Regions from separate parts of the Homo sapiens genome. Here region 2 is linked to region 1. The links are chromatin contacts, found by Hi-C in ENCODE. All regions are on one chromosome and are shown on one strand. The core of a region is the stretch at or near the end of the contact, and the rest is flanking DNA. Distances in the headings are between cores, read along the strand shown. Region 1 overlaps LOC107985354 (a long non-coding RNA gene). Region 2 overlaps CDC42BPA (CDC42 binding protein kinase alpha).

Evidence for each region. A loop is a pair of places that touch in the nucleus more often than their neighbours do. Pooled maps may share reads with other maps.
Region 2: a loop to region 1 is called in a map of K562, with 2.2 times the contacts of the local background. The contact joins two enhancer-like sites. A Hi-C loop is called at or near these places in 2 of 168 maps with a recorded cell type or tissue (K562 and heart right ventricle), 13 of 37 single-sample maps with no recorded cell type and 9 of 50 pooled maps.

The regions. Positions count from the first base shown.
Region 1 is chr1:226,917,550-226,923,553 of GRCh38, forward strand. LOC107985354 (a long non-coding RNA gene) reads left to right here. Exons shown (of 3, transcript XR_001738506.2): 2 at 1-111; 3 at 1,212-4,649. Among named protein-coding and RNA genes, the nearest start is that of COQ8A, 20 kb to the right of the region's middle. Within about 2 kb of position 3,187, at least 9 of the 41 ENCODE cell types and tissues checked have a DNase peak (open chromatin) inside an H3K27ac peak, as active enhancers do.
Region 2 is chr1:227,217,954-227,223,592 of GRCh38, forward strand. All of the region lies in intron 2 of CDC42BPA (CDC42 binding protein kinase alpha), which reads right to left. Among named protein-coding and RNA genes, the nearest start is that of CDC42BPA, 98 kb to the right of the region's middle. Within about 2 kb of position 1,403, at least 3 of the 41 ENCODE cell types and tissues checked have a DNase peak (open chromatin) inside an H3K27ac peak, as active enhancers do.

The sequences.
Region 1 (6,004 bases), core at 1,937-4,436:
AGGCTGGAGTGCAATGGTGCGATTTGGCTCACTGTGGCCTCTGCCTCCCGGGTTCAAGCGATTCTCCTGCCTCAGCCTCCCATACCAGTTCAACTTTTTCAGATTCCACGTGTAAGTAAGATCATGCAGTGTCTGTCTTTCTGTGCCTGGCTTATTTCACTTAATATAATGCCTCCAGGTTCATCCATGTTGTTGGAAATGACAGGATTTCCTTCTTTTCTAAGGCTGAATAGTATTCCATTGTGTGTATATACCACAGTTTCTTTATCCATTCATGCACTGATGAACACCTAAGTTGATTCCATTTTTGGCCATTGTGAATAATGCTGTAATGAATGTGGGAGTGCCGATATCTCTTGGACATACTGATTTCATTTTCTTTGTATGTGTATATATTATAGTAGCGGAATTGCTGGATCATATGGTAGTCCTGTTTTTAATTTCTGCTTTTTATATTTTCTTTATATTTTAAAAATTTTAAGAATTTTTATAAGTATTTCTTACATTATTAAATACTCTTTGAAAACAATCTTGAAGGCTGTATCAATGGTTAATAATTTGCATAGCAATTCCCCTGTTGCTGTACTTTCAGCTTGTATCTAAGTTTTTGCTATTACAAATAAAACTGTGCTGAATATCTTCTTGTACAAAATAACTTCCTGAAGGTGTATTATTAAAACTAAGAATATGAACATTGTTGAGGCTAACTCTTCTGAAAGAGGAAATAAGGTTATCCTGGACCACATGCTGGCTCTTAGTGGCCAATTCTTTCCCTTCTGAATATTCAAGGCCACCCATTTCATCCTCTCTTTTAGCCACTCATCCCATATTAATGTCAAGCTCACCTTAATATACTTTTTAGATTCTAATTTCTTAGCCTTTTTGAAAATCAGGAAGACATTGCCTGCCTCGTCAGTCTTCCAGCAATATTTCTGTTCATGAAGGTTTCTTAAAAATGAAGTCTCCTGATCTGTGAGCTCCCTCAGTAGCCTTGAATATGACATTTACAGGTCAGAAGACCTGAGTTGTTCTGAGGCAGCAGGGTGCTTTCTTACTGCCTCCTCCTGTGCTTGGAGCTTCAATTTCTCTTTCCAATAGTGCTCTTCAACTTTCCACCCTGACCGTAATTCTCTTTAATAAGGGAAACCACAGGAGTGTGTGGCAGAGAATATCAGCGCTGGGCAAAACTCATGCTCTCCTCTACTTCCCAGGCACACAGCTGGGGGACATCTCCCAGACTCCCCTGCAGCCAGCTGTGGCTATGTCATTGAGGGCCAGCCAGTGAAGCGTGGGCAGAAGTGATGTGTGCCTCTGCCGGCCTGGCCATTAAGACCCCCGCATGGAGTGGAGACGACACCCAGGGCGACCTTGGAAGTGGCATGATGAAGAGACCAGAGCTTTTGTGGAGCAGTAGTGCGGAGGAGGAGCACCTGCTGAACCACTCACTCCCCGACAGTTGTGTTGGATTGTGGACCTGTTTTCTCTTTGCCCACTCTGGGCTCATTTGCAATTATAACCTCGTTGCTTCTGCTTGAGCTATCTTTCCTTTGTCTTGGATCATGGGATCAAGCATGCGTAATTTTTCTCCAAATACCTTGGGATTCTTCTTCCTAACTCTTGGTACAGAGTCCAGCTGTCCCAGGCTCCTGGATGACAGGGAGCTTTCTCTCACTCTCATCTGACCAACAGGTTCCCCTAGCGGTACATAATTAGATCCAAAATGGTGCTTCTCTTTATCATTTTCTCTGCTTTCTGAGAAATGGAATTGTCATTTTGGCAAGAATTTGGCAGAAATTGTATTTCAGATTTTAATACAATTGAGAAAAAACCATTCATAACCACAGTTGTCTGGTACGTAATGAAGGTAGATCTTGCCGAATGGAACATCCTTCTCTGCAACTTGGTGGGTTTGAATGGCTGAGTTTGGCAGAAGGAATGGTAGAGAAATAGATGACTCTACAGAATAAATGGGGAAGGATTTGGAGTTCTGGAAGCAATATAAAAGGGAAGGGGTAAAGAGGAGAGATGGGAAGATGAGGAGCCAGCTGGATCACTCTGTAAGGGGAGCTAGCCTAAAATCCTAATGGGACCGGATGGCTCAAGAGCTTTTGAGAACACTGGTGTCCAATATTTCATTTGAAGTTGTTGAGTAGATCTCCTCCACTCCCCTGAGGGGTTGGTGCCAGGCTGGACAGGGACAGCACACAGATGGTGAGACAGCCCACAAGCTGAATTCTCCACTTGCAGAGGCTGAGAACCAGCGATGACTGTAAATGTGAGTCTCTGCCCGCCTTCTGCCCTGGCCTCCCTCCTGAGAACTGGCCAGACTTTTGAGGAGGAATTTAGACTTCCAAAGGGTGGAGAATAGAAGTTTCATCCAGTCTTATCTAGGGAAGCTCCCGCTGACATCCAAATTACATAATAAACACGGCCAGTAAAATACTACTGCTACTACTATCATAAAATAAAATAAGGAATTAAGTAGATAGGTCAGGAATTTGGCCCCTTAAAACACTGAGGCCAGAGAGATTACACAGTGTGCCTCAGGGATGTTTTGCTCTGTTCTCAGGTTATCTGGCTCCTATTCCTTGTGTCCTCAGTCCTTGCCTGGGAAGAGAGTGCAGTGAGCAGGGTAGCTCCTCACCCCCTCTCCTCAGGTACCAGGTGCTCCTGGGCCCTCAAGGGCTCAGCTCTTCCCTCCGCAGCTCCTGCAGGGGCTGTTGGGTTTATCAGAGACTGGTTCTGTCAAAGAGCTGAGCTCAGGGGAACATTTTGGGGGAGTGAGGTTCCTACCACCTTGGAGATAGCTTTTTCCAAACAAGGGGAAGCATTTGAGAAATATGTTCATTAGTAAGTTCGTCAGTGGTCATAAAGATATTTTGTCTGATGGCAGAAGGCCTGAATCTTTGTTCCCATAAAAGACTTACTCCTCTAACCAGAAGAATAAACGAAAGGTGGTGAGACACTGGGGACATCTGGGCAGCCATGGAGAAAGAGTTTGTGGATCTGACCCACTGTTCTCCTCTTGTCCAGATAAGGACGTGTGTTTGTGTGTTGACTGGTGAGGACAGGAGGAGGTTTCCTGAGTGCAGAGTGCCAAAGCACAAAGCCTGAGATAAAAAGGCATAAATAGACCTAGAGCCTGACCCAGAGCCAGGCCCAGTGTCCTTGGGCTGGTAGGACTTGCAGGCCAGGTCCCAGATGGGGAGGGGGTACTGGGGCTGAGCAGCTGCTATGGAAATTTCCATGGGCTGTACACCAGCTCTTGGTAAGCTCTTGCACTCAGCATGGCATGGGGAGGACATGGGTTATGAAAGAGGCACAAGACTTAGTCCAAGCTTATAAGGAGCTAGGCCTCTAGAGAAAAAACTCAGGCTTGCCAAAGCAGCAAGTAAACAAACAGGTTGGAAAATTTTGAAACAAAGTTGTAAATAAGGTCAAGGCATGGAACCAGTCAAGAAAAGTCAATATCGTATTCCAGTTATTAGAACCTCATTTCACCTTCTAAGGACAATGTTGAAAATACAAACTTCACATTAAGATAAAAATGGGTTTTATTACTTTAAATACTAATAAAGAGGTGACAATATATTAGTTTTTTAAAGAAAAAACTTTTTATAATTAATTGCCACTTGCCAGAGTTTGAGATTTTCTTAAGAATTCAGGTTAAACTTACAAAATCATTTTTAATACAGAAATCAATGAAAAATGATCCAAAGACATTAGTTTCATGCATTGGTAATCGTTACCAAAAGCCTTACAGTGTGCAATTTTGTAAAGTCAATGTTGCAACTATCCCAGGAATTGGAGGTCTGTGTTTTTCCCCTCTCTAGTAAGATTCAGGTCGTGTGTGTGTGTGTGTACAAGTGTGTTCACACGTGTGCATGTGCAATGTATGAACCCACAATGCTGACCATAATGCTGGACTCCCAATGCACTGGTTAGGATGCCTTTGCTTGTATTTAAAGAAGCCATGAAGAGGACATATTAGTTCACATGGCTGAAAAGTTAAGTGTTAGGGCAGCCTTCTAATAAGCTTTAATCAGGGCTCCAGTTCCATTTCTAATTCTGTCTGCCTTGCCCTGTTGTGGCCAGATTCCTTTTCGGGCTGGCTTATTCACAGTTGCAAGATGTCTGTGAACAGCAACTCAGCCAACAACAACTCGTCTAAGGAGAGAGGAGCTATTGTTTCCTACAGCCGTTGCATAGAAGTCCTGAGCTTCCTTCTGATTGGACCACCCCAGGACCAGTCATTGAGGGCGTGCCATGTGCTGACTGGCTGAGATTCAAAAACCTATCATCTTGTCAAGTGGATTGGGATTGACTTATATCGGGGGCATGATATGGTTTGGTTGTGTCCCCACCCAAATCTCATCTTGAGTTGTAGCTCCCATCCCACGTGTCATGGGAGGGAACTGGTGGGAGGTAATTGAATCATGGAGAGGGTCTTTTCCATGCTGTTCTTGTGACAGTGAATAAGTCTCATGAGAGCTGATGGTTTTATAAACGGGAGTTCCTCTGCACAAACTCTCTTGCCTGCCACTGTGTAAGACATGACTTTGCTCCTCATTCTCCTTCTGCCATGATTGTGAGGCCTCCCACGCCGTGTGGAGCTGTGAATCAATTAAACCTCTTTCCTTTATAAATTACCCAGTCTCGGGTATGTCTTTAGTAGCAGCATGAGAACAGACTAATATGGTAAATTGGTACCAGTAGTGGGGTGCTGCTGTAAAGATACCCAAAAATGTGGAAGCGACTTTGGAACTGAGTAACAGGCAGAGGTTGGAACAGTTTGGAGGGCTTGGAACTTCCTAGAGACTTGTTGAATAGCTTTGACCAAAATGCTGATAGTGATATGGACAAGTAACATCTAGGCTGAGGTGGTCTCAGATGGAAATGAGGAACGTGTTGGGAACTGGAGTAAAGGTCACTGTTGCTATGCAAAGTGGCTGGTGGCATTTTGTCCCTGCCATAGAGATATGTGGAACTTTGAACTTGAGAGAAATGATCTGGGGTATATCTGGCAGAAAAAATTTCTAAGTGGCAAAGTGATCGAGAGGAAGCAGAGCATAAAAGTTCGGAAAATTTGCAGCCTGGTGATTCCATAGAAAAGAAAAACCCATTTTCTGGGGAGAAATTCAAGCCAGCTGCAGAAATTTGCACAAGTAACAAGGAGCCCAATGTTAATCACTAAGACCCCACCCAAATCTCTTCTTGAATTGTAGCTCCCATAATTCTCACATGTCATGGGAGGAACCTGGTGGGAGGTAACTGAATCATGGGGGCGGGTCTTTCCCGTACTGTTCACCTCTTGAGATCTGATAGTTTTATAAAGGGGAGTTCTGCACAAGCTCTTTTGCCTGCCCTCATGTAAGACATGACTGCTTCTCATTGGCCTTCCACCATAATTGTGAGGCCTTTGCAGCCATGTGGAACTGTGAGTGCATTAAAACTCTTTCCTTTATAAATTACCCAGTCTCGGTTAGCAGCGTGAGAACAAACTAATAGAGGGCACCACCCCTAGAGCTGGGTGAGACCAATGCCACTCAAATTGATGGTGACTACACAATGGGGAGGAGAATGGGTGATAAACATTCCCAATGTCTACCACACCTTGGTAGCCATTTAAACTTTTTTTTTATTTAAAGCGTACTGTCTAGGTTTAAGGTACTGTAAGAGATATAAAGATACACAGTTGACAATCTATTAGATATAAAAAGACAAGCTGACAAATAACTACAATACACTATTATTAGGTGTAATGTAAAAATGACACATGTAAATGCTAAAACGAAGTACAGTAAATGTAAAGGAGAGAGACAGATTGTTTCTGAGGTGATCAGAGAGGTGTCGCATAGCAAATAACACTGGAATTAGGTCTTAAAGAGTGAGTGGGATTTTAATTATTATATGGGAGGCAGGGGAGCTTTAAGAGTAAAGCCCCAGAGGCAGAAAGCCAAGGGAAGAGTTGGAGAAATGGCCCAGGTAAGTTGGAGCACAAGTT
Region 2 (5,639 bases), core at 153-2,652, 300 kb after region 1:
GTTCATTGTTTGCTTCATTCACTACAATATAAGCTAATGAGGGCAGGGATTTTTTTTTCCTATTTGTTCACTAGTACACACCTAGTAATTGGGAATCTATAGCTACTCAATAAACATTAGCTGAATTAATGATGAATGACTGGTAATCTATGTGGGTGTATATACATGCAAAGTTTACAGCATCAATATTCTCAGCTGCAAGTATACAACTAAACTGACACTAAAACTCAAAAATAAGGTATTATGACAAAAGAGATACAACTGTGTATTTTGTGATTTATTAAACATCTATCAGCTTATTCCAGCTCACTCTGCTCTCTTAACAGGCATCGAAGTCCTGACTTCACAACTTGGCCTTTAATATCTTTTGTCTGTTGCTGCTCATTACTTATTGTCTTTTTCACCTTTTAATTTCCCCTACATATCATCTACTATCATTTATGATTAATAATAATAACAAAAAATAACTCTTATTTATAAAAAGCTTATTCTGTGCCTAGCACTGGGCTAAGCATATTACATATATTACCCCTCATTTAATCCTTACACCAATCTAAAGCAGATTCTACAATCCCCACTTAAATTAGTAAACTAATGTTTGGAGAAGTTAATTAACTTACTCATAGTGACAAAATTAATAAGTAATAGAACCAGAATATGTACCTGGCTGTCTGATAAGAGAGCTAGTATACTTTACTACTCCAAGTACTGAATAGTTATATAAGTACTGAAGAGCTCTTCCCATTCATCATACCTATAATTCTGATACCTATTGACACATGTTAATGGTGATCATTACAAAATGTATAGAAATCACTGTATCTGCATTTTTAAAAACTGTTCTGTGAGCGACCAATTTGTGTTCAAAATATTTATTAAAAATGGGGGAGGGAACTAAATATTATCTTTAATAAGCAAACTAAAAACACTACAAAGAGTTTATTAAACCAGCTAGAGATATCCTTTCTATGGAGACACAATTTATATATTCAGTAGCAATAGTCAAAATACTTTAAAATTGGGACAGCATGGGCATCAACCAATCAGAACAAACACTGGCTATAAAATACAGTATGCCCACACCAGTTTGCCCCTACAGACTGAAGACTAGCACCATCAAAGGTGAATCATGCAATATAACTTCTTACTCTCCCATGAATGCCAGGAGGGCCAAAGTAAAAGATCTTTTAAAGAAGAATGAATGGCTAAAGGTAATTCTCCTTTCAGACCCTAGAACTGGATTATGCAGACACGTAAGGGCCTAGTTATAGTAATTAGAGGAAGCAAGCTAATTAAAAGCTTTTGACACCTGAAGCAGGGGTAGCAGGCCAAAGCAGCAAGCTTTCACAACAAGCTCTGAAGCCCAGAAGCCTTGAAGCTGCCGGAGCAAGGCTGGAGCAGGCAGAAGCGGTGAGCCACCAGGAAACTGTTGACAGGCAACACCCAGGGCGTAAGTTAAAGGTTTTCCTGAAAGCAAAAAGGAAAACCCAGCGTTAAGTTAAGCAGTAACTAACACAATTGAGTTGTAGAGAGAAGGTTCGTAACTCACTGAGCTGCTGAATTTCAATTATATCTTGCTCACTGTTTCCCATGATTTATGCATTTCTTATAAGAGTTACATAAATGATGCGTTTATTTTCATGTTTTTTTTTAAGAAAGAGCATAACTGATAGAAATGCTCCTATCAAATATTCATGCAGAGGTGAGCCTACCCACTGGGCCTATATATCTATTGACAAATTCCTGGTAGAAGACAAAACATCTTGGAGGAAATGATTATCTCTCTAGGGTCTCTTCATTTCTAAACCTACTAGTTCATAAACACTACAGGGTATGTAAGCCCAGCAGAGATATTTTCATCAGGAATGAATAAGCAGTAAAGCTCATAATCCAGCCAATACTACCTTTCTATACAAAATCAATTCTGTCTTGAAATAACAGAGTTAATTACCAGCAACCTGTTGCTTTTATTTTACATATTTTAATCAGTACACACATACAGCAAGAACACACCAAAAAAAAATTTAAAAAGACACCTCACACTAAATCTCAAATATTATCAGTCATGCGTCAAGTGCTCTGACTTGATCCTGGAGGTTTAAATGGCACTGACCTGTGACCAGGCAGGACTTGACAGACTGCTGGACTGCTCTCTGCTGCCACCAACTCCCCAGCCCTGTACCCCATTCTTTAATTCTTCCAAGTATCAGGACAGTAGAGCAAATTTGGCTGTCCTTAAGTAACTGCCTTACATATCCTAATGAGCAACTACAAGTAATTTTTCAAATCCCTTTTTTTCTTCAGTCTCTTTAATGAAAAAAAGTCATGTTATATATATATATATATATATATATATATACACACACACACACACATACATATATGGATATATATAAAATAAGGTTATATATAAGGAAATATATATTATGTAAGGAATAATATATATAAGAATATATATATACTTTGTCTTTTTATTATTGCTTTTTATTTCCATAGCTCAATCTCAGCTGAACCCTCAAATCTACCTGCAGTCCTAACATTAATTCTATCACTCTCAACAGAACTTTACTAATCTTCCAAAATGTCCTGTGCCACCCTGCCACCACAAACTATCCCATTCCTGTCCTATCTACTCTTCACCAGCAATTAATGACCTGGTTGCCTACTTTATAGATAACAGACCTTTTACATTCCCTCATGCCAACTCTAAATGTTTTTGCGCTTCATACCTCTTTTCCTTTTGAACCCTACCACTTTTCAGGGCTAACAGTATCATTTGACATCTTGATCCCAAACCCTCTCCTTCCTTCCCTTCCTGTCCTTATTCCATTAAAAATTTCTTTCCTGCTTTCAATCCCCCTTTCTCCTGGATATCAATTGAAAAACTTTTCCAAGACCATTCCCCATCCAAGAACAAAAATATGAACAAAAACGTCACCCCCATTTTACCTTTTCCTCAAGGAACTGATACCACATCCCTTTCCACAACACATTTCTCCAAAAAGCACATTTTGAAAGAGTAGTACATGCTTGCTTTTTCCACTTGCTCATCATTTGTTTGCTTCTCAACCTCTTTCAAACACCTATTTCAATCTAATTTCTATTTCACTCTACTAGACTGAAACTATTCTCTCAAAGTTCAATAACAACTGTCTAATTTCCAAATAAATTGTTCTCAATTCTCATCTGCTTTACCCTTTCTTCATTACTGGACACTGCTGACAATTAATATACTTCTCTAATCTTTCTTTTGCTGTAACCTGTTAAATATTGTTCCCCAAGGATCTCTACTCCACCTTTTTTACATCTCCTCTCCTTCCTGACTTATATTATCTATTCCAAAGCCTCAGTTAATACCAATATGCTGGCAACTCCTAAATCCCTATCTCTTACTATCTATACCCTTATTTGTAGTTGCCTACTGGTCATCTCTCTAGCATGTTCAGCAAATGTCTTAAATTTAAGAAGTCAACAATCTGTATACCAAACTCACTCAAGTTGCAAATCTCATCATCTATAAATTACATACCTTTAACTTATCACTAACATCCAAAGTTGACTTTTTTGAATGTTTCTCCCACCCACCCTCCCTTCCCACTACCCCTGGCCTAGTTCAAGACCTCATTATTTCAACAGAAAAATAATAGGCTTTTTTTTTTTTTTACCACATTACTATATGCTATACATTATGCTAACTGCTGAGAACACAAAGCTGAATAAAAAGTTTGTTGGGCTCAGAAAACAATACTCCAAAATGAAGGACTCAGCTGCATTAGACACAGAAGTTTTTCTTTGACCTTCTCCTGCTCTGTCTCTCAGTCCCATTCTCCCCCAAGGTAAGCCATAGAAACTAGAATCCCTCTTCTCTAGGTCACAGAAACTAGAACTCCCTTTCCTCAAAGCCAGCCATAAAACCTAAAAATATTACTCTAGTTTTCCCTCAGCCTTTTGGTATAAAAACTGGCTACAAAGAAATTATTGCCAGCCATGGTGGCTCATGCTTATAATCTCAGCACTTTGGGAGGCTGCAGAGGGAAGATTACTTGAGCCCAGGAGTTTGAGACCAGCCAGAGCAACATAGGAAGACCCTATCTCTACCAAAAAAAAAAAAAAAAAAAAAAAAAAATTAATTAGTCAGGGATAGTGGTGCATGCCTGTGATCCCAGCTACTTGGGAGGCTGAGATGGGAGCTTGGTCAAGACTGCAGTGAGCTGTGATTGCACCACTGCACTCCAGCCTGGGTGACAGAATGAGACCTTGTCTTTAAAAAAATAGCTGGGCACGGTGGCTCATGCCTGTAATCCCAGCACTTTGGGAGGCCAAGGAAGGCGGATCACTTAAAGTTAGGAGTTTGAGACCAGCCTGGCCAACTTGATGAAACCCCATCTCTACTGAAAATACAAAAAAATTAGGCAGGCACCTGTAGTCCCAGCTACTCGTGTGGCTGAGGCATGAGGAAGGCTTGAACCCGGGAGGCTGAGGTTGCAGTGAGCCAAGACCACGCCACTGCACTCCAGCCTGGGGGACACAGCGAGACTCTGTCTCAAACAAAGAAACAACAACAACAAAAAAACTATCAGATTTTACCTGTTTCATTGTAGGTCATCACACCCCCGTTCCAGAGAGGGTCCTGCCCCATACCTGGAAGGAAGGAATGCTGCACAGAGAGGCCAAGAAGACTTTAGACACACAGGCCTTGCTGGGTTTCCCCACTCAGTCTGTTAGCATTAGATCATACCCTTTTTCTTCTCCAATCACATTTCTACACAGCTGTCTATACTTTATTGAACCTAAGTATAAGAATGGGCAATTTCCCCTGTATTTTGGGGTCATCATACAGGTTCCCGCGGATACATGTTAAATAAATTTGTATGCCTTTTCTCCTATTAATCTGCCTTGTGCATGTTCATTTTTCAGCAAACTTTCAGAGAGCCAAAGGTTGGACCAATAACAAGGGCTGGACCCTTGGCCCCCACAAGTTCCTGCCCCCCAAATTCTCACAGTCCATTGTGCAAAACACACCTAAACAGTAGTACACAGACAGTACCATAACAGTACTACAGGGAAAGGAGAGATAAAAATCAGGGTCCTATAAAAAGTAAAGAAGAGAGATCCTTGACCCCAAAGTGGGAGTAGAGGAGGAAAGTGTATAGTATGTGAATACGTATGTTAAAAGTTTTTTTAAATGAAGTGGCTGACACCTGAGTCTTACACAGTGAACTCCAGAAAAAAGGGGACTGAAATGGATGTGACTGAGGATGGGATAGTTTGGGAAGTAGGGACAGCATAAGCAAGGCACACAGGCAGGAAATATTTGTGGGGGAGAAGATACACAGGACAATAAGCAGCTTCCTTTCCTAGGAACATAAAGAGCACAACAGGGAGTAGCAAGAAATGGTGCTGAAGGGTCCAAAGAGCAGAGAAGCTGTATGTCATGTTAATAAACTAGAACCTTAAAAATACAGATAACAGGGGAACCATTCTGCGCAGATAGTTTTAGCTAGATCACTCTAGCAGCTCTGTGGAGAATGGTTTTAAGGCAGGGAAAGACATTGGAAAGTTATAGCAGTAATTGAGGTGAGAGGATCTAACTAAGAAAAAGAGGAAGAAACTGAAGAAATACTGAGTCAGTGACTGGT